Linked DNA regions of Homo sapiens: all the other regions are linked to region 3. Evidence: chromatin loops called from intact Hi-C (ENCODE). Cell type or tissue: B cell. All regions are shown on one strand.

Region 1 (8,000 bases), 140 kb before region 3:
GTTCCTCTCCGCATGGCCCAGCCGCTGGGCTCTGGAAGCTGCAGGCAGGGTCCCTTGCAAGCCGGTGGCCTCAGCCCCATCTCTTTACTTCTCTGCAACTTGTTTTCTCTATGTGCAAGCTGTGACTAATCACACCTCCCTTCAGGGGATTTTCACAGGTTTCATAAGTGAAGTAAGTGCCTATTTTCTTTCTTTCCCTGTGTGTACCTTGTATACCACAGATGGACACGTGTCTAAAATACCTATTTTGTCAGTCTTTTCCTCCAACTCAGAAACACCGAGAGCCCTCCCCAATCCCAGCATTTCTATCAGGAAAAGGCTAACATGCCACCGGCAGCAAAGAGCTCAGTGTCACCAGACATCATTTTGCAGATAAAGAAAGGAAATCCCCGGGTGGCTGAAAATCTCCCCAAGTATGGGCCCAGGGACCTTGATGGGTCAGGTCTCACTGCATCCTGTCCCACTCTGTCCCAGCAAACTTTCTTCTCCAGTCAAAACTGGTCTCACTCTCTGAGGAACACCTGTGCCGACACTCAGGCACAGCCTATGGGGAACACTGCTCCCTGCCCTCTCCCACCCAAATCAACACACCTTCAAAGGAACAGAACACTTCTGCGCCTGGCAAGGCTCCCTTTCCTCTGCCTCCTCCTTCACAGAGACTTTGGGATTGTCCTCTGATGACAGAGTGCCCTGCCTCCTGATGGAGTGACGCTGGGATTAGAGGTGGGATGGAGGATGCCTGCTCACACCTCCCAGATCATTCACCAGGGGGCAGGGCCAGGCCATCATCCCACTGCGTTCATCTTGGCCAGGTGCGATGGCTCACACCTGTCATCCCGGCACTTTGGGAGGCCAAGGCAGGCCAATCACTTGAGGTCAGGAGTTTGAGACCACTCTGGCCAACATGGTGAAACCCCCTCTCTGCTAAAAATACAAAAATTTGCTGAATGTGGCGGCACGTGCCTGTAATCCCAGCTACTTGGGAGGCTGAGGCAGGAGAATCACTTGAACCTGGGAGGCGGAGGCTGCAGTGAGCCAAGATCGCGCCACTGCACTCCAGCCTGGGCTACAGCGTGAGACTCTGTGTCTCAAACAAACAAACAAACAAAGTTTGAAACCACTGTGTTCATCTCACACCTTGCAGAGAGATATATGCCCAGGATGGGGCTGAATAAAAAGCTAATAATAATAGCCACCACCTGTGGAGAGCTTCTCTTGGACCACGCATTCTGCTAAGTCCTTCTCTTGTATGAGGTAAGTACAATTATTAACCCATTTTACAGATGAAGAAAGAGAGACATACGCTCTTCAGCAAACTGCCCAAGCGCATGCATGTAGTAAGTGACGGTATTGAGATTCAAGTCCAGGCAATCTGTCAACCACGCACATGCTACTAGGGAGGGAGGGAGAAGGGGAGGGAGGAAGACAGAGAAAAAGGAAGGAAAACAGGAAAGGAGGAAAGAGGGAGGGAGAGAAAGGAAGCAAAAGGAAGGAAGGCAAAAAGTGAAGGAAGGAAGGAAAGAGAGGGGAAGGAAGGAGAACAGGAAAGGAGGAAAGAGAGGGAGGGTAGGAGGGAGAGAAATGAAGTAAAAGACGAAAGCAAAGCATGGAGAGCAGAAGGAGGGAGAGGAAGTCAGGAAAGGAAGAAAAAGGAAGGACAGGGAAGAAGAGGGAGGGAAGAGTGCTGAGAAAGTTGATTTAACAAAACAGATTTTTGGTCTCCACCTGGAAGGACCAGTTGTGCCCAGAGAACCTTCTCTGTCTCCTCTAACCATGGGATAAAAGGAGATTTCCACAAGAGCGGCTCAGGGACGCAGCCCATCTCTTAAGAAGGAGGCTCTGAGAGGTGAGTCCAAGGGTGTCTGTTCTGTGCGATTTTGAGGCTCTGCAGGAAAAAATCCTTAGCAGAATCCGAAGGGATGGAGTCAGGACCAAGTGACTTTGAGGGCCAAAAGGGAAAGTGGGAGGTCCGTGGTTTAAGGACAGCAGAGTCAAGGATGAAAAGATGCCTCCTTGCGATAGTCCCCAGGTTAGTTCTTTTTGAAATGAGTTTTTAGCCCCGATGTGACTGAGAAGTAAGGGGCGAATCTGTGCAAACACCGCGTTGTGTCCGCCCGGCTCCCAGTGCTCCCAGGTCTTTCTGGAGCAGAGCGGTTTCTGCGCATCACGGTCCCACCATCTGGATAAGAGGAGGTCCCGAGCCTGAGCTACTCTGGGGGCCTCTGGGTGCCCGGGGCCAGCGTCATCGGCTGACACTGCCACCTGTTCTCATGTCCCTTTTTGTTTCTTTTCCAGGGACAAGACCATGGATGCAGCACATGGCCACAAGGCAGTTTCAAGATGCCCATGTCAGGCAGAGGATGGCTCAGTGGTCTCTAACCCACCTAACATTTCATGAACTTTACTCCTGGTCCCGCTCCCAAATTAGACACTGGAGATAATGGATCACTGTAAGCATAAAAGGGGCTTTTTGTTTTCTTTTACAAATATGCCTAGATAATTCTCAGATACACCTGAGTAACAGCACACGTTCTCTACCTTTCAGACCTGTTGAGGGTGAGAGGGAGACGGTTAATGAAAGGCTGTGAGAACGCGATGCACAGAGTCCAGAGAACTTTTGAGATCATCATTCCCACCTCTGAGTTCCCAGCACTTTTTTTTCCAAAAACCGTTTCATACTTAACTAAGGAATCTGTGCTTAATTATTAGCATTAAGGAGAATAGTGAAGGCTAATTGTGGCCAGCGTTTTATTCTTCAAGGTGCAGAAAAACATACATTTCCTTCCTTCCTTCCTTCCTTCCCTCCCTCCTTCCTTCCCTCTCTACTTCCTTCCTTCCTTCTTCTCTCTTTCTCTCTCTTTCTTGCTTTCTTTAGCCTGTGCAGGAGTCAGACTCTGTATTGCATTTAGAATGAAGATAAGTCAAATTTTTAATCCCTGAGCCAAACACATCGGGTAACTTTCAAGTTCCCCAGAATCTTCTGATTTTCACTTGGGTTCAAAACCACAGTTCCACATGCAGTTGAAGTGGCATTTTCTTCCATTGGCAACTTCTGCATTTGGTATCAAACCTTTGGTTATGCACAGAGCTGAGGGAGAGCAAACCGATTCTTCACGCATGTTCCACCCTTGGAGCACTCACCCCTACCTCTAGGAGAGCCCCTAAAATGAGCTTGAGTCCTCCATCCAGAAACGAACCAACACTTCTCACAGAGAAGATGGCAGGGCCTCGTGCATCAGAACCCCAGCCAATCAGGACTGCAAATAAATACCCAGAAGCTGGTCTCAATGATGCGCTTGGTATAGGAAATGAAAGACGGAACCAATGGTTTCAACAAAATGAGAGCAGAACTGAAAGTCTGCAAATAAAAATTACAGGTCCTTCATCACAGCTTTCCCTCCACACAGGCCGTAAGAAAACCATGCAGTTCTCTAAGAGAATGTTTTTTTTTTTTTTTTTCCAAGAGCTCTTGAGTCATCTTGGTTTCTGTCTCTTGATGTAGAATTGACTCTGAAAGCAATAAAATAGTAAAAACACCTCATTCCCCTGCTTTGCATGTAATGGACTAACCAGGAAGATAAAATGTCCCACTTCCGGGGCTCTTCACCTGACATCACCTTAGTTTGAAGTTACTTAGCTTGGTATTCTGGCATATTTTAGAAAGCAAAAAGCACCTTAAACCTTAACATTTTGTGTCATTTCTAGGCCAAACACTTTGGGGCTTTTAAAAAAAGTACACCAAGATAAAGTCATCATTGACTCTGTTGAAAGAAATGGTAGGCAAAAATAAATAAATAAATAAATTTGACAAATGTATTAAAAATTCAAGGCTAAATGGGTTGAACAAAAGATTGGAAGCCGAGGTAATCTGTGAGAGATCCATGCCCAGCTGGCTAAGCTTTTCATCCTTCGGTTCTTACCCCTGACTTGCTGAACCAGCATGGTTAGAAAATGTGGGCCACACACACAAACAACGTTGAAATTCCTTGGATGTCAAGCTTTTGATTCACGCCCATTCTGTAAAGCATTAGGAGGTCAAAGGTGTATGGTTTTCTGCACTTTGGAAAAGAAGGAGCTGACCATTTCCAGCCTTCAGTGCTCTCTTTCATGCTAATAATTGAGCTGGAATTCCTGAAGAATGACACTGGGCGCTGAGGTTCGTCCTGGGAAGTAGGGGTGGGGTTTGTACCTGCAGTTTGCATAGGATCCTCCCACTGACCTGCCTGTTAGAAAGGACAGTGGCTTCAAAATCTGTTTGTTGTTCATTTGTTTTTCTCCCCATAGAGAACAAGGTGAGTGGAGGTATCTTCAATGAGAAGAAAGGCCTGAGCTCCCATTCTCCTGTTACAAACACACCATGTCAAATATTTTTCGAGTCAATATGTTTTAATAAGTGCTCTTTATTTATTGGGGCTACAATACTACAGTTGAAATTGTTTGCAGACTTCATTGATTTTGACTGGAGGTCCCTGGAAGGCATGGTGGTTCCTGCCTCAGCAGAAACTTGTGTGGCAATAGGAGTGGAGGCCAGAGAGTCCTTAGGTCAGTCCCAAATTCCCTGGGAAAAAAAGGGTTAACTGTCCCTGCATTGAATTAACTGTGGGGATAAAACATTTGTGAATACCATGTACACACATAAAATTGCCCCTAAACAAATTATTCTGGAGATACGTTATTCTAGCAAATGGTCATTCGCACAACGCACACAGCACAGCTGTCCTTTCTGGGTTCGTATGATTCAGAAGGTCCCAGCTGAATCGTGACAGCAGGTGCATAAGTGGCCTCGAGCTTTTTCCTCATTATTTCCAGCAAACCCCGTCTCTGTCTACTTACCTCCTTCCTTAACAGCCTTTTCCTAACCAATTCTTTCTGCTCCCCTAGAAATATTACATTCTGCAAATGCGAAAGGAAAAGAAATGGGTATCTGCTCAGTGCCGATTTCAGAGAGTATCTACAAAGCTTTTCTCTTTTGCACAGATACTGCACTGAAGACTCGGAGGGGTTGAGCCGCTGGAGCCACGCAAATTCAGACACCTCTTCCGCCCCAGGTCACTCTACTCGCCCACGCTGCCTGCCACACCCATCCGGTTGTGCGGGACACTCCCCGCGTTTCTTCAGCGATTCTTATCGGGCTCCCTCCTTGTTCAATAAAGGTGAAGGGTGTGGGGTTTTCTGTGCATACGCTCAGGAAGTTGAGTCCCGGTGAAACGTGTCAGGTTGCCATTTCCCAGGCTGGAAAGATTTTCCCAGGACGGGTATGAATAGACGATGAAAGTGCACACTCTTACCCGGCTGCCCGACCCAGGTGCCAGGCTTCTGACTCAGGACCATCTGTGGGTGCGAGTGCAGGGAGGTGAGTCACTGCAGCCTTGCTCAGTCCCCCTGCAGAGGTCAGATCCTGGGCCCCAAAAGCTGCTCCAGGATGAAAGCCTGCTCTCAGTGAGACTAAAATCCTGGTCATTTGTGTTCTGCAGTCATGAGCATGTAACCCTAATGTAGAACAACAACTTAGCCAATGACTATTTTTTCTGTTCATGCCACAGTACCTGAAGGAGAATTGCTGCTTCTCTTAATGGTGCCTGCCACCCAACCCAATAGTTAGCATGTGAACGTCTTGCTTGAGATCAGCTTCTGGGTGTAAAAATAAATTTAAATATAGAAAATTCAAATAACACCCATTCATTTATCAAAGATCTCAAATGTTCTATGATCAAGGCAAAAATCTAGTAGCCAAACAGAGGGTTCCCTAGCTGGTTTGACAGCCACACAGAAGGATGGTTTGTACACAGCCACTATTTTTCTAGAAGCCAGGGTAGCTTATGTTTGGGACATATATAAAATACAAGGTAAAGGCTCTTTGATTTGGGGAGGGATGATGGGAGGGGAAATAAAGGCATAAACATGAAGTAACAAGGGAAGTCAAAAATTCAGGTAGATAAGGCGAGAGCTGACGCTGTTGCAATCCATTCTTCATTCCCCATACGTGAGTTGCCTGAGGTTTCTGAGGTCACAGAAGCTGTGATGAACATGATTCAGTAGGAAGCAAGCAGGAATAGGAGCCAGAATCCTGAGTTCTCCTCTCAGCTCTGATGCTGACACTGTGATCTTATTATGTAAGATTAAATAAAAATCGTGTTTTAGACACGTAGGCAGAGAAAAAGTCACCATGCTGAAATTGGCCAAGGGACTGAACAGAACCTGTTGCGTAGGATCTTTTCATGATTCTAAGTTCTACAGGAGTTAGACACAATATCTGAACGGTCTCAGGTCTCTATCTTTAAGATACTAGAACTCAGGATTGAACTGGAATTTGAAGCAGAATACTCTGTTTGCTGAGTGCTGAGTTCTGCCAAGAGATAAATTTTTCTCCAGCCTCTGCAGACAGAGGCACCCTGAGCTCCTGGGATCTGGGGCAGCAGCCTCAGGGCTGTCCTGGATTTGAACGGCAAGTACAGAATTGCACCCATCCTCTCAGTAAACCTGAGCAGTAGACATCCCCATGCCCACTTTAGAAAGAGGGAGGTTAAAGCTCCCATGTGTTAATCAGTTCTCATGGTTAGAAACTTCTGGAGCTGGCATTTGAGAGATCTGTTGGACTCTGAAGCACATCTGTCTTCTCATTTAAGCCCTGTTCTAGGCATTTGCCCATACAGGGTGTGAGACTGGGCTTGTCAGTAACGTCCCTGCACTTGTAGAAACAGGACAGAAGAGGCTGCTGGCATGGGCCACCACACAGGCAATGGGCTAAGAAAGAACAGTCAGGATGCAAGAGAGAAATTTCTCCGAGTTCATAACCAGCCGATTGTGCAGGTGCAAACTTTGTGATCTGTGCACACCAAAGATCATTTCCGTATTTGCCTTGTAGCTGCCACTGTTGTTGTTTGCTAGGGAAAGGTGATAGTCCCTTGAAAACCTGTTCTGTTGCCCTGAGGCCACTTGATATCCAAAGTTTTCTTCATCCCTCAACCACAGCAAGCACTGACCCTCACAGTGACAGAGTGTGGGCAATGCACTCTGCACTCCTGAGTTACACAAATAAGGATTGATTTGATCGTTTCAAAACAAGGAGGTCACTGCAAAATTCAACAAATGCTCAGTAATGCCATTTTCTTCGCTGAGAGCTCCTCCTCTGCCAGCAGTACATGTCCCTCTCTAAGAAAAGGACTCTCAGAAGTGGGCAGATCGTAAGAGCTATGACTGATGATGAAGCAAAGATGAAAATCGTCTTCATGACTTGCATGTGCAGCAGAGGAAACCACAAGTTATTCCCTGCAAGCCGGAAGCGGGCGGATGTTTTCATGGCCAAAGCCAGCAGTCCCCATTTCTGTCTGTCATATTTTAGGGTAACTTGATGGAAGAGAGGGAGCAGGTGGCAGGGACAGCAAAGCACAGGCACCTTCTAGAAACAGTGAAGGGCTCAAGACATCCTGAGAATGCCAACTGGGTGCATGTGTCTGCTTTTGACCCACCCCAGATCTTTCTGTTTCTGAGTCCTGTACACCTGCAACAAGGGTAGGAGGGTAGTTTTTTAAATCGTTTTCCCTGTTTTACAAAGAAGAAATTACAATTACAATCTGGATCCCATGGGGCTGTGACATACATCACCCACCTTTGTGCCAGGACTGGGGCTAAGCTCCTTGCAGATACAATTTTTAATCCTGACAATCTTCCAGCACATTTGCTATCCTCAACCCCAGTTTTACAAATGACAAACTGAAGCAGAGGGAGGTGATGAAGCAGCTGCATCATATTTGAACACAATTCTCCCAGTTAAAGGTGCATTTCCATGCATTTGCTCTTGAGAGCTCCTCACCAACTCGCGAATTTAGGAAGATGAGAATTTCTCCTTCAGATACGTAGTGTGTTGGCCCACATCACAGAGCTAGTAGGGAGCTGGGTTCTGGAACCCAGGCCTTTGAGCTTCGGTGCATTTAATTTGTTGCTGAGATCTGAATATTTCCTTGTGACTGATCATGAAAACGTGATGAAATGGAAAAGAG
Region 2 (8,000 bases), 430 kb after region 3:
AGCAAGACTCTGTCTCAAAAAAAAAAAAAAAAAAAAAAAAGATAAAAGAAAAAAAGAAAAAATAGAGAAGTAAAGTTATAGCACAGTTTAGAAAGTAAAGACTAGAAAAAGAACAAATTCTACCCAAACCCATTTTAATAATTAAAATTTATTCAGTCAATATGCATTTTAAATTATATTGTATTAAAGTCAGTCTAAATTTTTAAAGATTAAAGCAACGTTTTAAATACTAACTGACTTAATTAGTTGATTCTGATTATATAAACCTTCATCTGTGCCCTAAAACTGTTTATTAAAAAGTACACTATAGCCTAGGCAACATACAGATACTCTGTCCCAAAAAAAAAAAATTAAAAATTAGCCAGGTTTGGTGGCACACCTGTATTCCCAGCTACTCGGGAGGTTGAGGCCAGAGGATTGCTTGAGCCCAGGAGTTTGAGGATACAGTGAACTGTGTAGACACTACCACACCCTAGCCTGGGTGACAGAGCGAGACTCCATCTCAAAAAAATAAAATAATATACAACATTGGAGGCCAACTTTCCAAGTCAAGAAGGAAAAGCCCAACCCTGCAAAGTAAAGAAATATGAAAGCAGTGATTCTGATATAGGTTAACTAAATAGGAAGCTACTTATATTATTCATGCCTCCTATAAAGGACTAATCTAGGAAAGATGTTGTAACTTTTATTTTAGTTTTCTTTCTATCATAGGAAGTTAAAAGGGCTGATGTTACCCACCAAATGCTGAATCCTCTTGTGCTGAATAGAAACAACAAATACTTCCATGCCTAGTATTAAAAAAGAACATATGCGAGGAGATTTGCTAACGTATGGTCAGGAAGACTTTATTCAGGACCATTTAAATAGGCATAGAGACACCGCTCTGGGGTGTGGCAGTGGGGTAGAGATTGGGCTCCACTTTGAATGCAGTGTGGGCAAGCGGGGAATTCACAGCCAAGGAGCAGGGTGGGGGTGAGTGTCAGGGCCAAGGGAATGCTGGCTACACCGACCTAATGGTTTCCTGCTGAAGAGAGGCCAAGGTGATCAGATACCACCTTGGTGGATGGTGGAGGAAGAGGAACCTGAACAGATATTAAAGGTGATCAAATATTGGAGGTGGGGGGTTCTTGCTAAACTGACTTTGCAGGGATTTTACAAGAAAGCATGCAGAGAGGCCTTGGAAAAGGTTCAGGGAGCTGGAGTACAGTTTGATCAAGCAAAGAATATTTGCTACTATCCAGCTATTAGAATCATGTCTGAGGCAAGGCTGTACTTTTATTAACTTTCAGTGAACTTTAGAACAGCTGAGATTTTGGCTGGGTCTCTACATTTGAGTGAATATTCATAGTACGTAGATACAGGAGCAGCCCAGTGATTGCTCGGTTTTTAAAATAAAAGGCCTTATGACCTGCACCTTTCTGACACTGGTTCCCAGCCTCCAAGCACATTCCAGAAGACTGAATACAATCTTGGGTACTTGATAAAACACCTAGTTGGGGCTCCGAACACTACACCCCCACATATGGTGCTCTGCCATGCTAAGGGGATGGAAAGGCTCAGAAGCAAGGTCTCTCTGACTTTCTCCCATCCTGGTGTCTTTCCTCAACCCTCATCTTCCAACTCCCTAACCAATTCATAGGAAAGAGAATTCCTCTTCCCCAACACAGCTCATAGACACTAGAACCCCTCTCTTCCAAAGCAAGCCATGAAACCTGGAAAGGTCATTCTCTCTCTTCTCCCTTGAAGATCCTTGTTCCACAGGAGTCCTGCCCTATACCTGGAAGGAAGGAATGAATGCATGCAGAGAATCCAAGAAGAACCTGAACAGGCAGGCCTTGCTGGGATTTCCCCTCACTCTATCACTATTAGATCACAGCCTTTTGTCTAATCACATTTCTACACAACTGTCCGTTCTTTATAGAATGTAGGCATAAAAATAATTTTCCTTGAGATTTTGGCTCTTCATTTCTGCATTACTCTGTGTCATGTAAAGTTTGATTAATAATTTTGTTATACTTTTCTCCTGTTTACCTGTCTTTTGTTACAGGAGTGTTCACTGTCATCCTCCTAATAGGTAGGGGATGGTATCACACCTTTCCGCCTTAAAGCCTCAAGAGGTGAAAGAAGGCCTATTGTAGTCATATGGCACAGGGCAGAGAATCTCCAACTTTAATTGTCTGGGATCTTGTTTCAGGCAGATAATTAGCAGGAGAAAATAGAGTCTGACATTGAGCATTTTAATGAGTGCCTGGGCAATATCAAGGCTGGTTGTAATATCAAGGCTGGTTGTTCAGGGAGCACAATGACTCTCTAAGCCTGGATTCCTCACTTGCAAACGAGAGTGGTGCTGCTCACAACTCAGGTACTATTTGGAGAATCAACAAGATTTGACGTGACATGATAAACCCAGAGAATGAAAGCCAGGAAGCATTTAATACATGCTACAATTTTTCCTTTGCTTTTAAAAAGTTGATTTGTTATCAAGAGAAGATGACAGAAATAATACCATTTCGTAACTTTCCATTCTTCACTTTGATAGTTTATCATATATGTGTTTATTTTTCTCATAATAATATACAGGAAACACATTATATTTTCCTAGCGCTAGTCAAATTCTATTTAAGTTTGTTAACACACTAAATCATTGTCAGATAGGGGTCATCATTAGGTTTCATTGGTGTTGGTCAAAGTGGACACTATTTCCAAGACAGCACTTTCCGCCAGAGATTGTGGCATTTTGCCCAATATCTGTTAGGCCGCTTGATGGCTTTTCACATGCCTAGTGAAAAAATTTTTTTTTCCTTTTGATTCTGTTTTTCTCATAATAAAAACTCCCTTTAAAATTGAAGGCAAATTTTATTTTATTGTGGAAATAATCCAGCTTGAGAATGAATCAATGCCACACTTTTTCCATGGAATGAAAGTATAACCTCGTTAGGCTTTTGTGTGTTTTCACAGATGTTGTTCTCCTTTTTTGTAGAAGTGAGCTATCAAAACCTTATTCTGCAGCCATATATACAGGTACAGGTTGAAGCTAGAACTCAGGATAATAGTATACTGAAATTTTTAGCAGCCTAAATTTGTATTTTAAGTAATTATGTCCACCCGTAAGGCAAATATTTAGAACATGTCTGTGTTGACTGGCCCTGTCGACCTCCTGATGGGACTTTTAAGACAAAATGAACACATTGTTTCTGCTCCCTGTGCCCTGAGGGTGGGAACCAGGCTGTGATGTCTTTAAATAGTCACAGGTTGTATCTCTAACCTTTGTGCCATTTCCTAATGATTCATACCCCCAACTGCAGCTTTTGAATAGCTGACAAGCTCAACTCTTAGTGATATAACTTTTAATAACATATATTCTTATTACCTAGGATTTTTTTTTTTTTTGCCATAAAAATACATGGCAGTAAGTTTTTATCCCCCTCCCTAATATGTGAATAAAAATAAAGAATTTTTTAATTAAAAAAACAGGGGTGTGTAGTCCTGAATGGCGTAGTTCTGAGGCTCTCTTTGTTACAACTGTGTGTTAAAGGAAGTCTACCAGGAGCTTGAATGTATATGTTTTAATACTGCTTTGTCCCAAACCATTTTTGTACCTTTTGTATCATGAATTATTTTACATGGCACAAAATAGAAGAAAACGATTAAAACATTGGAGAGAATAATGTCCGTCGTGGTGTAGTGGGAAGCAACAACATTGAGAGCAGAACTAGGGTGACCAACTAGACTGCTCCCATTTGTCCAGGATGGAAGAATTTCCCTAACCGTGGACGTACAGGAGGAACTCCAGGATAGCTGGTCGCTTCGGCTGCCAGCCTCACTGGCGTCAAATAAAGGCTCTGCATTTTACCAGCATGGAAACTTCTGGCAAAGCCACTTCTCAGAGCTTTGGTTGTCTTCTTTATTAGCATAAATACTCTTTATGATTTTGTTAAATTAAGCATGGAATAAAGTGTTCTGCTTACATATTTTAAGTTTGCCTGAAAGGTTTCTCCATACATAGTGGGCTGTAACCTAACTGGATATGTGAACCAACTGTCACCTCCTCTTGTAGCAATCAGTTTCTGCCAGTCAGAGGTGGCCAACTGTCCAGACCAGGCTCAAATAAAGAAAACGCAGAACTGTAACCGATTGGGTGTTTTTACATGTCACTTCCGTCTTCTGTACCTTACTTCCATCTTCTTTAACTCATTTCTATTTTCAGTACTTCACTTCTGTCTTCTGTACCTCATGACCATCTTCTGAACCTTGTTCCCTCTTCTCTATCACACTTCCGTTTTCTATCACTTCTATCTTCTCTAACTCATTTCCACCTTCTGTACTTCACCTCTGTCTTCTGTACCTCGTCATCTTCTAGGCCTTCTTCAGTCTTCTGTGCCTCATTTCCATTTTCCTTACCTTATTTTCATCTTTGTACCTCACTTCTGTTTTTCATAAATGACTTCCGTTACCTGTTACTTCCGTTTTCTCCACATCACATTCGTTTTCTGTACCTCACTTCTGTTTTCCTTAACTGATTTCCATCTTCTGTACCTCACTGTTTTTCATAACTCACTTCCGTTTCCTGAGACTTACTTCCGTTTCCTCCACCTCACTTCCATTTTCTGTAACATCGATTTTCACAACCTCACTTCCGTTTGTTATACCTTATTTGCATCTTCTGTATCTTACTTTTTCACTACCTCACTTCTGTTTTGAGTAACTCACTTTCATTTCTTATGATGTACTTTGGTTTTCTCTACCTCACTTCTATTTACTACACCTCACTTCCGTTTTCATTACCTCATTTCCATCTTCTGTACCTCACTTGTTTTTCATAACTCACTTCCATTTTCTGTGACTCACTTCCATTTTCTCTACCTCACTTCCGTTTTGTCTACCTCACTTCCGTTTTTTCAACCTGACTTCTGTTTTCTATACCTTACTTCCATTTTCAGTGACTCACTTCTGTTTTTTATACCTTATTTCCATCTTCTGTATCTTACTTTTCACTACCTCACTTCTGTTTTTCCTATCTCACTTCCATTTCCTGTGACTTATTTCTGTTTTCTCTACCTCACTTCCTGTTATTAGACCTCACTTCTGTTTTTTTACCTCATTTTCATCTTCTGTACATCACTTGTTTTTCATGACTCTCTTCGGTTTCCTGTGACTTCTGTTTTCTGTACCTCACTTCTGTTTCCCTAACATCATTAGCATCTTCTGTACCTCACTTCTATTTTTCATAACTGACTTCCGTTTTCTGTGACTTACTTCCGTTTTCTCTACCTCACTTCCGTTTGCTGTACCTCACTTCTGTTTTCTGTAACTTCCGTTTTCACTACCTCAATTCCGTTTTTTATACCTTATTTTTGTCTTCTGTATCTTATTTTTTCACTACCTCACTTCCGGTTTTCATGACTCACTTCCGTTTGTTTACTTCACTTCCGTTTTCCGTACCTCTCTTCTGTTTTCCTAACATCATTTGCATCTTCTGTACCTCACTTCTGTTTTTCATAACTCACTTCCGTTTTCTGTGACTTACTTCCGTTTTTTCTACCTCACTTCCGTTTTTCTACCTCACTTCTGTTTTATGTACCTTACTTCCGTTTTCACTACTTTACTTCCGTTTTTATACCTTATTTCCGTCTTCTGTATATTACTTTTTCTCTACTTCACTTCCGTTTTTCATAACTCACTTCCATGTCCTGTAACTTACTTCCGTTTTCTGTACCTCACTTTCGTTTTCTGTACCTCATTTCCGTTTTCTGTACCTTACGTTTTCACTACCTCACTTCTGTTTTTCATGACTCACTTCCGTTTCCTGTACATCTCTTCTATTTTCTCTACCTCATTTCCGTTTTCTCTAGCTCACCTCTGTTTTCTATATTTTCCTTCAGTTTTTACTACCTCACCTCTGTTTTTTATACCTTACTTCAGTCTTCTGTACCCTACTTACATTTTCACTACCTCACTTCTGTTTTTTCATAAATCACTTACTTTTCCTGTGATTTACTTTGATTTTCTCTACCTCACTTCTGTTTTCTGTACCTCACTTTTGTTTTCTGTACCTCATTTCCGTTTTCTGTACCTCATTTCCGTTTTCTGTACCTCATGTTTTCACTACCTCACTTCTGTTTTTCTTAACTTACTTCCGTTTTCTGTACCTCACTTCCATTTTCTGAACTTCACTTCCATTTCCCTTACATCATTTTTATCCTCTGTACCTCACTTCTGTTTTCCATAACTCACTTCCGTTTCCTGTGACTTACTTCCGTTTTCTATACCTCACTTCCGTTTTCTGTATCTCACTTCCGCAATGGTCCCCACCTTGCCTGGAGACCAAGCTTTCTTTGCAGGCCTCATCAAGTGTGCTTGTGGCTTCATCAATAGTAAGTGCTATTCTCATGGTTATCTTCAGACAGAGATAAAACCATCAGTCTTGTTCTCAACTCTGCAACTTCTCTCCAGCAATCAGGTGCCTCTGGGGGACAGGTTGAAAGTCACACCAAGTCTGCTGGTTCTACACTAGCAGAGATGAAGTTTGGGTTGACAGATTCCCAGTGAGAATGCCAGCATCTGCTCTTCAACATCCCATGGCTGACCAGCTCCTTTACCTGCTATATTTTGTTAGTGTGCTTTTACTTTCATCTTTTCATAATAACTTGTAGTGTACAGATTATGGGACACTCTGCGGTGATTTATTTTTAGATCTTAAGAAACTAGACTTAGATTTCTTCAACTATTAAAAATCACAGAAACCAAGGCTATGCTTTCCATCACATTGCTGTAAGCCAGGCAAGCTCGGGAGTTAGGGCCTGATGTTCTTTCAAAACCTTGACTGTCCACAGGCATTTGCTTTCTTTTCAGTGAATCTCTCATCTGAGCTCCTGCTCATGGTAGTCGCAACTTCCATTTATTTTGTGGTCAGAATAGGAACCACTGAAGACAGCCTGTGGTCATTGTCTGCTGAGCAGTGCAGAACAATCTATTAAGCAGAATTCTGTTATTTTAAGGAGTTGAAGGCCCATAATTCTCCTGGCATGTTTTCACACAGTTAATGTTTCCAGGTATCTCGGCGTTGTTGAGTGTAAGCTGCTGTGATAGCTTATGCCAAACTATACTTGCCGTTTCCTTCAGTGGCCAATTTTTAATCCACTCTCTTATGCTGATATAGATGTTCTCTTTGTTTTCCTTTCTGACACAAGCAGGAAGTTTCCAGAGCCCCAAAATAAGAGAGCAAATGACTTACACTGCTTATTTCAGTTTAGTTAATTTATGAATATTTTCATAAAGTTTGATTTTCTGTGAACCACTTAAATTTAGTGAGAATATTTCCTTCTGTTCCAAAGTAAATAAATGAAGAAAGCTGGAGAAACTCATACCGTCTTTCAAGTAAGGAGAAGAAAACCGACCCATCGATTTCTCGTAATTCTATTCATGCTATGTCTTTGATGGGCTTTTAAGGAGCTGTTGTAACCCTGGGTTTTGAGGGCAGTGCATTCCTTTTAAAAAATATGATTCAACCATTAGAAATAGGTTGGAACTTCAAATACCTACCAGCTTCCTCCCATCGATTTTGCATTTTCTCCTAGGTTTATACAACATTAATTAGCCTAGCTTTGCTTTTTAGAGTAATATATTGTGGGTGGCACAACACTGCTGCCAAGCAGATTTGATGACAAAGAGGAGAGTGGTTTATGTTGGATTTGTATTTTAAGGGAAAAAAATACTTGCTATTCTTTGTCTCTCCCTTCTCAATATAATCAAAATTTAAAAATGAATAAAGCCAAGACAAAACAAACAAGGTAGCAAAACACCCCATACTATTATTCAAAGGATCTTAAAAATGTGAAACAATGACCCACTCTATGCCATTTACTTGACTATTTTAAACAGAAAACAAAATGTAGAAATGTAGAAATGAACAAAAATGGAACCTGAGGAACAATGACAGTGTTTTAAATTATTTCCATGAAAGTCCATGCTTTTATTTTTAGGCAATCCTCTTATGTACG
Region 3 (8,000 bases):
CTCTGTGCTTTATCTACAGCCATGGCATAGGAAGCAGCCTGAGACATGACACGGCTGCCTCATGCCCAGCTTGTTGAGTACCACGTGACCTCCCTGCAGGTAAGGACATTTGTCTGCATTATTTTCTGCTTGCTCAGGACCTGGCATGAAAGAGGCATTAGATACATATTTGCTCTTCTTGCATTTTTTTCATGATTAGGCATATTCTGTTTTGGCTCCTTGTAGAGCTCTTGGATTAGGTTCAATTTGCTAAACGTGTAAACCTATAAATTTTAGGATGCTTTTATCCAGAGCTGTTTCATTTCATCATCTTTCCAACCCTGGGAAGTAAGGGCTATTATATTATTATTATTATTATTATTATTATTATTATTATTATTATTCCTTCTTTACATTTAAGGAAGCTGAGGCCCAGAGAACTTCACAGCCAAGACCCAGCAAAGCCAAGCTGATGCTTGGATCTTTGATTGAAACTGTGCTCATTCCACCTCTTTATACTGCCCTTTAGAAAGGGTCAGTGATGGCCGGGCCTGGCAGCTCATGCCTGCAATCTAAGCACTTTGGGAGGCTGAAGCAAGAGGGTTTCTTGAGCCCAGGAGTTTGAGACCAGCCTGGGCAACATGGCAAAACCCTGTGTTTACAAAAAAATACAAAAAGTAGCCAGCCATAGTGGTGCACATGCCTGTGGTCCCAGCTACTCTGGAGGCTGAGGCAGGAGGATTGCTTGAGCCTGGGAGTTGAGACTGCAGTGAGCCATGACCACACCCTGCACTCCAGCCTGGGCAACAGTGAGAGACCTTGGAAAAGAAAGAAAAGAAAGGAAAGAAAGAAAGGAAAGAAAGAAAGAAAGAAAGAAAGAAAGAAAGAAAGAAAGAAAGAAAGAAAGAAAGAAAGAAAGAAGGAAGGAAGGAAGGAAGGAGGGAGAAAGAAAGAAAGAAAAGAAAGAAAGAAAAAGAAAAGAAAGAGAAAAAAAGAAAGGATCAATGAGATGGTAGCACTTTGACACACTTTTTTTTTATTATGCACTTTTTTAATTGAAGATAATTAGGAAACTAGGAAGAAAAAGCAAAATTAAATAAAATAATTGTAAAACTGAATGAGAGTTAGCTTATGAAGAATCAAAAGCACTTAACCAAGACACAGCGTAAAGACGACTGAACTAGGCCGGGCGTGGTGGCTCACGCCTGTTATCCCAGCACTTTGGAAGGCTGAGGCGGGTACATCATTTGAGGTCAGGAGTTCAAGACCAGCCTGTCCAACATGGTGAAACTCTGTCCCTACTAAAAATACAAAAATTAGCTGGGTGTGGTGGTGGGTGCCTGTAGTCCCAGTTACTCAGGAGGCTGAGGCAGGAGAATCCCTTGAACCCGGGAAGGGGAGGCTGCAGTGAACTGAGATCACGCCACTGAACGCCAGCCTGGGTGACAGAGTGAGACTCCGTCTCAAACAAACAAACTAACTAAAAAACCCACTGAACTAAAAGTCAGGATATGTGGTTTAAGGGCTAACTGTTCTTACATAAAATATACAACTTTGGAAATTGTATTCACACTTGCTGAGCCTTCGGTTTCTTATCTATAAAATGGGGTTAAAAATACCTACTTCATTGGCAGGCCATGGTGGCTCATGCCTGTAATCTCAGCAGTTTGGGAGGTACAGGTGGGATGATTCATTGAAGCTAAGTGTTTGAAATCAGCCTGGGCAACACTGCAAGACCTCATCTCTACTAAAAATAAAAAAAATTAGCTGAGTATGGAGGCACATGTCTGTAGTCAGCTATTCTAGAGGCTGAAGCAGGAGGATTGCTTGGGCCCAGGATTTGGAGGCTGTAGTGAGGTATGATAGCACCACTGCATTCCAGCCTGGGGCACAGATTGAGACCCTGACTCTAAAAAAAAACCACAAAAAATACTGTGTTCTATGCTCATTCCGTGGGTGACGGGATTTTTTGTGTCCCAGACCTCAGCATCATGTAATATACCCGTGTAACAAATCTGCACATGTTCCCCTGTATCTAAAATAAAAGTTGAAGAAAAAACAAAAAAAAATCTACTTTATAAAAGTGATTATGTGAGAACATAGTGTGGAAAAAAACATTTTAAATTATATCCCTATATGAGTGTAAGGCATCACTGCCATAACTTTGAAAAATAGTGTGTTTCACCTAGAAACACTGAACCTCCAAACAATCTAAACATTTAAATGAATGTATTTCAAATCCATCTATGTGAAATTTATAAAATTTATAATAGTCATGTAATGACCAAATTATATAGAGACTTATTAGTCAGATCAACCAATACATATTGAGTTCTCATTATATTCTTAACAATATGCCAGTTTCTATGTTGGGAATCAAAGAAATATACACTCCCAGTCTGGGTGTAGTGGCTCACAGGTGTAACCCCAGCATTTTGGGAGGCCAACATGGGTGGATCATTTGAGCCCAGGAGTTTGGGACCAGCCTGGGCAACATAGTGAGACCCAGTTTCTACAAAAAGTACAAAAACTTAGCCAGGCATGGCGGCACATGCCTGTGGTCCCAGCTACATAGGAAGCTGAGGTGGGAAGATCCCTTGAATCTGGGAGGATGAGGCTGCAGGGGGCCACGATTATGTCACTGTGCTCCAGCCTGAGTGATAGCAAGATCCTGTCTCAAAACAAAACAAAACAAAAACTACACTACCAGATCCTTTCCATAAGAAAATTAACAAATGACTACACATGTACTTATACATTCAAAATAATTTAAGTAATGAAACATTATATGAGAAAGTATACATTTTCCCCTTGATTTATTAATGCTGTCAACATTCAATACATGTCTGTTACAATTAGCTCTTGTGTGTGCTCTTACATTTGTGAGTCCAGCACCACACTTTCAGTTCAACGTACTGCTGGGACACAGGATTCAGGTGCACTACTACCAAGCGGGATCTTGATTTAGATGTCCTGACTTAGCAGTCAACTCCCTTTAACAGGACAGGGTAAAAGTGCAGTCTGTGTCAGCTCTATTAGATTTCCTCTTAATTAGCTTATTTTCACACAAAAAAATAGTTACGAAGAATAGTGTACAGTTTGGATAACTTTAAAAGTTATGTATCAGGTTTGGTGCAAAAGTACCAAAAATGGTGGTTGGTTTTAACCTCAATTACTTTTACACCAACCCAATGAAATGTTTGCTCCCATGACCCAGTGAAGAGTTAGGGCATCATCTTATTAGGATATCGCTCAGAAGCCTGGCCACTCTCTGGGCATCATACTCCTGAAAGAAATGGTCTTGCGACATCTACTGTTTTGGAATTAATTGACAGCAATGCATAAAGGTTTGTGTGGTTGATTTGTTGTACTGTTCTTCATTTGAGAATGAATTATACTATCCAAGGAATATGTTGAAACAAACTGGACTTTTTTTTTGTTTGGCAACCTATATCGTCAATCATTATAAGCACAAGTACATTCAAGAAACCATCAGTACTGTCTGTGAGGTTCTGCACACACTTTCCAGGGGATGCAGGCTCAGGGCTGGGCCATCAGGGGTCCTTCATCAAGAACAAGGGTGACCTCACAGAACCTTTTCTAAAAATTCTCTCACGGAAAGTCCCTTTTCTGTTTACACCTCTTGATTCCTCTTTGGCCTCTTTTGTTTCACAGCAAAACAGAAGTAGAAAGAGGTGCTCTCGTGACGGCAGTGCCACGTCGCTTCACAGACCTTTTGTGCTGACAGCTCCCTGGCCACTAATTAACTTCTAAGTATTTATGTTGGTGCAAAAGTCATTGAAAGTAATTGTGGTTTTTGCCATTTAAAGTAATTTTTGCCATTTAAAGTAATGGCAAAAACCACAATTACTTTTGCACCAACCTAATATTTAAAAGGCAGAACACCAGTTTTTGATAGAGTAAAATAATTAATAACACTTCACTGTAAATATTTTTCTCCTGTATTTCCTAGCACTGGATGAGTGTCTAGCCTCTGAGTCAGCTTTTACTGACAGTTCAAGCTTGGTGGAAAATAACTTCTAAAGAACAAGGAAACCAAATAGCATATGATTCCTAAGCAGAAATGAAGGGATTTTAATACAAAGTAGTTGATGTTCAGAGATCACTGGGACACAGTGTGATCCAGAATGGAAGTGGAGTTGGAGTCATGTATGTGAGGATGGGAGAGAAAGAGAGGATCTAGAGAGAAGGGGAGACAGTGAAGGATGGCAGAACAAGCGCATGCCAGGGAGGGTGAGCACACTGAGATACTCAGGACAGGGGCGCTTTAGGGGTACAGTAGCTGCCAGGCAGCAGATGGAGTACGGGGACTTGAAGGGAAGCAGGAGCACCAGCTGGGGGTCCCTACTGCAGTGCGCTACATAAGAGGTGATGGAGGCTTGCCCTCAGGTGGCGCAGACGAGGCCATGAGAAGCTGTTAGATTCAAGATATATTGATATATTCTATATCTCATTCTATTGATATATATATATATACACACATCAATATCAATATATATCTTATTCTATTGATATATATACAGAACAATATATATCTCATTCTATTGATATATATCAATAGAATATAGCTATAATATCTAATATAGAATATAATATCTCATTCTATTGACATATATTGACATATTGATATACTGATATATATATATATATATATTGATATATTCTGATGACTGTTTTTGTGTTGTTGTTTGTTTGTTCATTTGAGGCAGGGTATCTCTCTGTGGCTTAGGCTGGAGTGCAGTGGAACAATCTCGGCTCACTGCAACCTCTGCCTCCCGGGCTCCCACTTCAGCCTCCAGAGTAGCTGGGGTTACAGGTGCCCACCGCCATGCCTGGCTAATTTTTGTACTTTTGGTAGAGATGGGGTTTTACTGTGTTGGCCAGGCTGGTTTCGAACTCTTGGCCTCAGGTGATCTGCCTGCCTTGACCTCCCAAAGTGTTGGTATTACAGGTGTGAACCACCACGCCCCGCCTGAGATGACTGTTGATAGGACACGCTAATGAAGGTAAGAGAGGGAGAAGAAAAATAGATGACTTTATTTTGTGACCTGAGTAATGAGATAAAAGCCTGGGCTATTTCCTGAGATGGGAAAGACTGAAGATATGGCAGCATTTGGGGAGGATGTCAAAAGTTAGATGAGGACCAGGTGACGCTTTAACTCTATTAAATATCCAAGCAAAGGTGACTGCAAGGCATTTGGATATAAGGAGGTAAGGCACATTGAGTGTTGGCTAAAACAAGGCATACCTGTGACAATGGACCCAAACTCAGGCCAAAAAAATTGGGGTTAAGAGTAATACATTCAGTAATCAGATTAGTACAGTCAGACAAGAATTATTAATTTCTTGCCATGTCCAAAACACTGTCATAAGCCCCATGGGAGTAAATTAGGCAGTCCTAGAAATCAGCCTGGAGGAAGACACAGATGGAAACAATTCTGATACCAGGTATGCTAAGATATGTTTATAACAATAAAGCAAGCTCTATTGGTATGAGGGGACAGAAAGAGTGAGGTCTTTTGATTTGAAAATACCCCTTGAGGTAGGATTAGGGATAAACCTAAAGGATTGTGTAGACTAAAGGATAAGGCTTTTTAAACAAACAAATCACTTTAGCAACAGTGCACTTGAGGAGGTGCTTGTGGAAGGACAGGCAGGCTGATCGGGCAAGGATGTCGGGTGCAGAAGGTTTGCAGTGGCAGAGAGGGCAGGAGAGGCAGACCAGAGGTCTGATAAGGACTTTGGCTTTAATTCTGAAATAATGAGGAACCACCGAAGCCTTATCACTGGGGGATTTCCATGCTCAGGTTGTTGTTTTAGGAAATTGAAGAGAAAAGATGGACCACCATGAGGGAGACGCTACAAATACTGGCCTCATCTTTCCACCTGGATAGTTACCAGCAAACAGTGTGGTTCAGAAACTAATTCTAAATTCGTATGTGGTTCTTGAAGGCCCAGAAAGAGGAAAAATAGAAAATAGTAGAGGAGTTTCTGACTGAGTTATCATACAGCAAAGCCTAGGAGGTTGAGGGGATTGAAGGGAAGAAGTGGCCGACTCTGCCACGTTGGGGTTAGGGAAATAGGGAGTGTCACCAAAGAGGACACTGCAGTTATCTGAGTTAGGTGGTCTGGAGGGAGGACATTTTCCAGAGTCCAGGAGAACACAAGTCAAAGTCATAATCATCCATCTCTCCTATGTTGGGTTCATACCATTAGATAAAGTATGATAATATCACAACAATTTAGGTCAGAGGTTCAGAGGTTCTCTGAAATGAACCATTTCATAAAAAAAAAATAAAAAAAAAGGAATGTCCGGGCACGGTGGCTCACACCTGTAATCCCAGCACTTTGGGAGGCTGAGGTGGGTGGATCACGAGGTCAAGAGATCGAGACCATCCTGGCGATTGAAACCCTGTCTCTACCGAAAATACAAAAATTAGCTGGATGTGGTGGCGGGTGCCTGTAATCCCAGCTACTCAGGAGGCTGAGGTAGGAGAATTCCTTGAACCCAGGAGGCAGAGGTCACAGTGAGCTGAGACCACACCACTGCACTCCAGCTTGGCGACACAGTGAGACTACGTCTCAAAAAAAAAAGAAACATAATTTTCTAAGCATAATTTTCTCAATTTTTTAAGCTTATTGACAAAAATGTATTAGCCATAACACTCACTTATCTATGCAACAACTTTTTAGTTTTCTGTTCTCTTTTCTTTTTCTTTCTTTTATTATTTGAGCCCAAGCATTGAATACACAGTTACTTTTAGACACAAGTAGATTCAATTTTGTAGTGACAGCTGTGTTTCTAAATTGCCCGTCTTCGTTTCTCTTCAGATTCTTTATCTGTAAAATTAGCAAAGTGGCAATCTTCTGTTATGGCCCCGGTGGGGATTGAAGTGATTAGGTGACCACATACCTTGAAAACAGAAATTGTTTTGAGAACATTATAGCCTCAGGGCCTTACAGCTTTGGCCAAAATGGCCACAATAGGGTAATTTCCTTATTACTATTCTTTAATGAACCTAATTCTCTTAGGCAAGATTAGGGGAAAAAAAGAAGGGGGAGAAAAGTGAGAACAGGCAACAGGCTGCAGTGATTTCTTCTCTGGTTTAGTATTTACAAAAAGCCCATGGAGAAAACACCACCATAATGTAGAGAAGGGACAGATGCTCACAGAGTGTCAGATATGCCTGCAAGTCACACAGCTAGTTAGTGACACGAGGGCTGGGCGGGGTGGGGGACGGGGTGGAAAGGGGAGGAGGAAGGGGGAGTACGAAACCAATTCAAATCACAGTTAAAAACACCATCACTACATAGGCTTTCTAGGCCCAAGCCAGTCTATCATCAACATGAGGCATCCCTCAGATCCTTTTACAAAAATCGGTATTAGTTTACATATCTCTCTCAAATCTGAAGGTTGATATGATTTACCTTAAAATTCAGAGATCTAACAAGATTTCACCTATTGGGAGTTCCACAGTGACTTCTGAACATGCGAGCTGAAGGTAAATTATTCTTCTGGGTTCAGGCTGACTGTCTCGCTATCTCTTAAAATCTGTGTTGTTACGAACAAACAATCATCTAAGGCATTTATGAGTCGTGAGCTGTAATGTTGTTAAAACTGAATCACAGAGAAAGCATGGAAGACTCAGGCCCTGCGTGCAGCAGATGGGGTCTTAGGTACCCGAAGGGGCCTCGCCTGCCAAGGCTTAGTGTTTGTATATGAAAACATTCCTATGGTAACGGACCGAGTAAACACGAGAAAACAAACCGGCCAAATGTTATCGTTGAAGCTCTTCACTTCCAGAGGGAGGGTTTAGACTCCCTATTTCTCCACAACTTTTGATTACCAAAATGTGCATTCAGCTTTCTCGATTTTGTTTGGAAAGAAATGAATGAACAACAGCAGAAGCAACATCGGGGGAAACACTTGCCAGTGTCCTGAGCAATTCCTTTGGCTTGTTTATAACCAAATACAGCAGCGGGGCAGGAACACCATGACC

Evidence for each region. Peaks named below come from ENCODE experiments on the same cell type or tissue, not always from the same donor. Only the 100,000 strongest peaks of a DNase experiment are listed, where the experiment ranks them.
Region 1: a loop joins it to region 3, with 7 times the contacts of the local background. A loop is called at or near these places in 2 of 110 quality-filtered maps.
Region 2: it touches region 3 in a loop (17-fold over the local background); 4 of 110 quality-filtered maps call a loop at or near these places.

What each region holds. Positions count from the first base shown.
Region 1 is chr10:3,758,041-3,766,040 of GRCh38, forward strand. It overlaps LOC105376361 (a long non-coding RNA gene), which reads right to left and starts at 10. Exons shown (of 3, transcript XR_930578.4): 1 at 1-10. It overlaps LOC105376363 (a long non-coding RNA gene), which reads left to right and starts at 2,262. Exons shown (of 4, transcript XR_001747332.1): 1 at 2,262-2,450; 2 at 4,978-5,353. RefSeq lists enhancers at 1-7, 3,041-3,140, 4,556-5,755, 7,782-8,000. In B cell, no CTCF peak of the experiment used is centred here; DNase peaks (open chromatin) are centred at 181, 3,321 and 6,741; H3K4me3 peaks cover 2,467 bases; H3K27ac peaks cover 2,475 bases.
Region 2 is chr10:4,328,121-4,336,120 of GRCh38, forward strand. LOC105376370 (a long non-coding RNA gene) reads left to right here and starts at 6,338. Exons shown (of 3, transcript XR_930589.3): 1 at 6,338-6,374; 2 at 6,454-6,611. In B cell, CTCF peaks have their summits at 4,887, 5,093 and 5,350; DNase peaks (open chromatin) are centred at 4,891, 5,131 and 6,121; H3K27ac peaks cover 2,902 bases.
Region 3 is chr10:3,898,967-3,906,966 of GRCh38, forward strand. No RefSeq gene overlaps it. Among named protein-coding and RNA genes, the nearest start is that of LINC02660, 9.1 kb to the right of the region's middle. RefSeq lists enhancers at 3,164-4,212, 3,435-3,724. In B cell, a CTCF peak has its summit at 3,521; DNase peaks (open chromatin) are centred at 3,565 and 5,765; H3K4me3 peaks cover 1,467 bases; H3K27ac peaks cover 4,945 bases.